Linked DNA regions of Mus musculus: region 2 is linked to region 1. A link is a loop called in an ENCODE intact Hi-C map of the cell type or tissue named here. Cell type or tissue: left cerebral cortex. All regions are shown on one strand.

Region 1 (2,500 bases):
ACGGTGTGCATCAGTAGCCGCAGAGCTTAGAATACTCTCATGCACTACTACACGGTGTGCATCAGTAGCCACAGAACTTAAAATACTCTCATGCACTACTACACGGTGTGCATCAGTAGCCACAGAACTTAAAATACTCTCATGCACTACTACACGGTGTGCATCAGTAGCCGCAGAGCTTAGAATACTCTCATGCACTACTACACGGTGTGTATCAGTAGCCGCAGAACTTAAAATACTCTCATGCACTACTACACGGTGTGCATCAGTAGCCGCAGAACTTAGAATACTCTCATGCACTACTACACGGTGTGCATCAGTAGCCGCAGAACTGGGGAGGCAACCACGTTAGCTGAATTGGTGAGCTCTAGGCTCAATTGAGAGAGGTGGTGTCTCAAAAAAATAGTGTGGCAAGATACAGTGGAAGGGACACACACATGATTGCATAGTTGGCAGGCCCCAGGCCATGGAAGAGCCTGTCTTAAAGAAACAAACGTGGTTGTTTTCTAAGAAAGGGCACCTGAGGCTTCATCTGAGAACATGAAGGTGTGCACTCATGCACATGCGCACACATGAACACCTGCATGTATATCACACACATACACAGGGAGCTCCCATATCTAACTTTAAATGCCTTAGCAAGTAGGGCATAATGACTGGTCGTGTGTTGAGTGGAGGTGGTGAGAATGTGGATGTAAATGGTACCGTGTTTCTACTCTGTGTCTGGGTGAGTATGTCATGACCTTTAGAAAAGGAAAGCCCACCTACCTGTCACTTGCAGTGTCTGTTTCCTTCCATATCAAAACCTAGACACTCTTTTCTTAAGAATGGCTGTTTGAGCTAGGCAATGGTGGTGTATGCCTTTAATTCCAGCACTCGGGAGGCAGAGGCAGCAGAGCTCTGTTACTTTGAGGGCACCCTGGTATACAAAGCAAAGTCTAGTTAAGGAATTAGGGCTGTCAATTCAGGGCTACACAGAGAAACCCTGTTTCAAAAAACAAACAAACAAACAAACAAACAAACCAAAATAGAGTGAGGGGCTGAGCTTAAGGACTGCAGTCTGGTCTTTAGGTTCTAAATGCACAGTGGCTGTAAGGTCTGGACAGCTTGTAGGGTAAGGGTCAGTCTCTGGTCACCAGGCTGGCTAGCAAACACCTTTGCCTGTTGAACCATCTCTTCAACCATGCATATTTTGATGTGGCTTATTAACGCTCTTGCACACTAGTGCCATTGTCACATTGATGGTTACTTGGTGCCACAGTGTGGCCAGACTGGGCAGTTGCCTGTCAGTTATGCAGCGTGGACTGTGCACAGCTATGCATTTACAGAGACTGTATTTTCGTGTGTTGTTTGGCTGTCAAATCAGGGAGTTGTTTATTAGTCATTATTTCTCTTTTTCATTTTAGATAGACTTCCTGGATTCTTTATATCTAGTTAAGGAATTAGGGCTGTCAAATAACTATGTATGAATGGACCAAAAATCAGAGCAGGATAAATGGGTCTGTTTACTGCTCCTGCTGATCTTGGCCTCCCTGAGACTAACACTTCAGACAGTCCCTTGACAGACCCCTTAGGCCTCACGGAAACAGGAGGAATGGTCCTTCCTTCCCTGTGATTCCTACACAGTCAGGCCATTTTTGTTTCAGGCTTATGAGGCAATTTGGCTTTAGCTTTATTTGATGATAAAGATTAAACAAAATGCGCAAAGTGTTTACCGACTTTTTCTGTTGGAATTGAAACTACTTGCCTTGCCAAGTTCCTGGTCGGCATCCTGGCCCTAGTTTTGTTGTTTGTTCATTTTGTAACCCTGAGGTGAAAACCATTTTTTTTCCTTTTCTTTTTTTTTTTGTTTTTTGTTTTTTGTTTTTTTTTTTGTTTTTTGTTTTTTGTTTTCTTTTTTCCGAGACAGGGTTTTTCTGTGTAGCCCTGCTGTCCTGGAACTCACTTTATAGACCAGGCTGGCCTCGAAATCAGAAATCCGCCTGCCTCTGCCTCCCAAATGCTGGAATTAAAGGCATGCGCCACCACTGCTCAGTGGTGAAAAATATTTTAAGTGCTTTATCTCTGCCTGATAATTGGTGGAAAAAAGAAGCCAAGCACCAAGTATATGTTGTTTGTTTGGAGGAGGGTCTTGCTCTAGAGCTGAGGCTAGGCTGGCACTTGCTCTGCAACCAGAGCTGCTCTGAACCTCTGACCTTCCTGCCTTAGTCTCCCAGGTGCTGGCGCCATGTGCCACTCTACCTGGCAGATCTGTTGTTTGTGTTTTCCTCCTTCATTCTTAAAGCAATAGAGGCAGATTGCAAGAGTGTATCGTCTATCTATTACTGGTGTTTCCTTGTCCCTGAGATTTTTGTTAAGTATATATTTGATTTTTTCCCCAAATACCAACTCCTTTTTAAGCCAAACCAGACTGTGGCCCTTTCGCAATTTCTAATTGTTTTCTAGGCTTTAAAGGCTTTTAGAAGGTAAACCCTGCAGGAAATAGTGACCTCTCTTTATT
Region 2 (2,500 bases), 61 kb before region 1:
AAGACTGGCTTGCAGGCAGTATTGTCTTGATTGGCAGTGCCATCCCAGGCTTGGTGGTCCTGGGTGCTATCTAAAAGCAGGCTCAGTAAACCATGAGGAACAAACCAGTAAGCACCTTCCCATGGCCTGACCCTCAGCTCCTGCCTCCAGGTCTCTAGCTGGTTTGAGTTCTTTCCTTGACTTCCCTCTGCATTAAACTGTTAGCTGGAAGTATAAAATAAACGCTTTCCACCTGAAATCACTTTGACTCACGGTGTGTATCACAGCAATAGAAACCCTAATTAAGACAATATGTAATATGTACACCTGTGTTTTGAGTGTGTGTTTGGTTTGAGCTGGTTTTGTAGTATAATAGTTTTAGGCTTCTAACTCTTCTTTTTAGAATAATGGATGGAAGTTTGTAATTTTTTTCTGGAAACCTCTTTGAAGAGTTGTGTTGCGGCTGAGGTTCTGAAAACAGGTATTTTGTAAGCAGATGCAGATAGGCTACTCTGCTTTGTTGGCTTCCAAAGGGCTGACCCTCAAAAATGTTGCCGTTCCCTTTCTTACTACAAAGCCTTCACCCCCAAAGTTACAAAAGGAAGCCGGCAGTGTTCTGCAACAGAGAAGGAAATGTGCTTTCTCTCCACCCTGCATTGTTCTAGTGGGCATTCACTGAGTGCTACCACGTGCCAGGAACTGCCCTAGGCTGCAGGGTGCCAATGGAACCAATTATCCTTTTGCCCAGAGAGCATAGCTCTATGAAGAAAGGCTAATAATTTCTGAGAAAAGGAATTACCAAACAAATGAAAGTTGATTTCACGTGTGATTAATGAAGAGACTGGCTATGCAGGTATTGGTAATACTGGCTCAGGCAGAAGGTAAGTTCATCTAAGTTGAGCAGAACAGGCCAGATTATATGTGTTTTATTACTTAATAAAGTTTTGTTTTCAGAGTTTTTTCCCCAAATGTGATAGGAAGCATTTAGAAATGTAAAAGGATTCTAGTCATTATGGAAAATCATTCATGGAGCAAGACCTAGAGACCAGTAGAGATACATTACATGAGCTAAAATCTGAATTACATAGAATCAAGACATGGTCAGCAGGATTCACCGAATTGACATCCTGGGTAATGGAAGCAGGATTTACGTTAGGTTTCTCACTGTGACTAGTAGTAGACACTTTCCATAATTTCCCATTAAAAAGTGAAAATGAAAAGCCCATTTTGGCTCTAGTGTGTGTGTAATTAAGAACACTCAAGCCAGGCTTGGTGGTTGCACGCCTTTAATCCCAGCACTCAGGAGGCAGAGGCAGGTGGATTTCTGAGTTCGAGGCCAGCCTGGTCTACAAAGTGAGCTCCAGGACAGCCAGGGTTATACAGAGAAACCCTGTCTCGAAAAACCGAAAATAAATAAATAAATAAATTGTTGGGGGGCTGGAGAGATGGCTCAGTGGTTAAGAGCACTGACTGCTCTTCCTGAGGTCCTGAGTTAAATTCCCAGCAACCACATGGTGGCTCACAACCATCTGTAATAGAATCTGATGCCCTCTTCTGGTGTGTCTGAAAACAGCTACAGTGTACTCATATAAATATTATAAATACATATTTTTTTAAAAAAGAACACTCAAAATCAACCTTAATGGGGTTTTAAGGGTGTGAGTATTGTTAGCAACAGGCCAGTGTTGTTCAGATAAATGACAGAGAGCCTCTGCTCAATACCTCTTGGAAACTTTGCTTTAAAACAGGCTCTCTATGAAGCCCAGGCTGACCTCAAACTTGTAATACTCCTGTCCTCCAGAGTGCTGGGATTACAGGTGTGCATCAGATTTAGCTTCAATAAAATATTTTAAAGCCAGTGGTTGGTTTGGTTTTGCTTCTCTCTATATCATATAAGTATGTAACTTACATGAATACAAGTTTACATCAGGCATAGTGACTCATGACTACAGACGTAACATTCATGAAGCTGAGGCAGGAGGGTCACTCAGGCCAGTCTGTGATACAGTAAGTTCAAGATCACCCTGGGCTAGTGAGAGAGACCATCTCTAAAAACAACCAAAATTATATCATTTATAGTAAGTGCTAATTGCCCCACTAGCACAATAGATAGATAAAAGATAGCCATACACATACATACATACATACATACGGTGTTATGAACAAGTCATGAATTCTGCAGTTTTCTACCCAGTTAGTTTAAATATAAAATATTAACACCATAACATTCCTGGTTATTTTTAATAATCTCACATTGACAGTATAGCAATATATGACTTGTCCTAAAATTACTGCTTTTCTATCAGCAACTACTTGCATGCTATTTCCAAACCTCTGCTCTCCCCAAACAAGGAAGGTGAGAGGAACTGCCTATGTGTGTGCACCTAGGCAGGGACAGTCCTCACTCTGGGGTGCACATAGTGTTCTTCACAATCCTGTTTTCTTCTTTCCTGGTTTGAAGGAAGTCCTTTTATATTCTAGACATTAACTTCTCTTCAACTTGCAAAGTTTCTCTGAAGCA

What was found. A loop is a pair of places that touch in the nucleus more often than their neighbours do. Peaks named below come from ENCODE experiments on the same cell type or tissue, not always from the same donor. Only the 100,000 strongest peaks of a DNase experiment are listed, where the experiment ranks them.
Region 2: it touches region 1 in a loop (3-fold over the local background); 11 of 42 quality-filtered maps call a loop at or near these places.

What each region holds. Positions count from the first base shown.
Region 1 is chr2:125,763,976-125,766,475 of GRCm38, reverse strand. The region is part of intron 7 of Secisbp2l (SECIS binding protein 2-like); the gene reads left to right. Among named protein-coding and RNA genes, the nearest start is that of Secisbp2l, 18 kb to the left of the region's middle. In left cerebral cortex, a CTCF peak has its summit at 1,255; a DNase peak (open chromatin) is centred at 1,249.
Region 2 is chr2:125,824,551-125,827,050 of GRCm38, reverse strand. No RefSeq gene overlaps it. Among named protein-coding and RNA genes, the nearest start is that of Cops2, 33 kb to the left of the region's middle. In left cerebral cortex, a CTCF peak has its summit at 1,529 (motif pointing left); a DNase peak (open chromatin) is centred at 600; H3K27ac peaks cover 173 bases.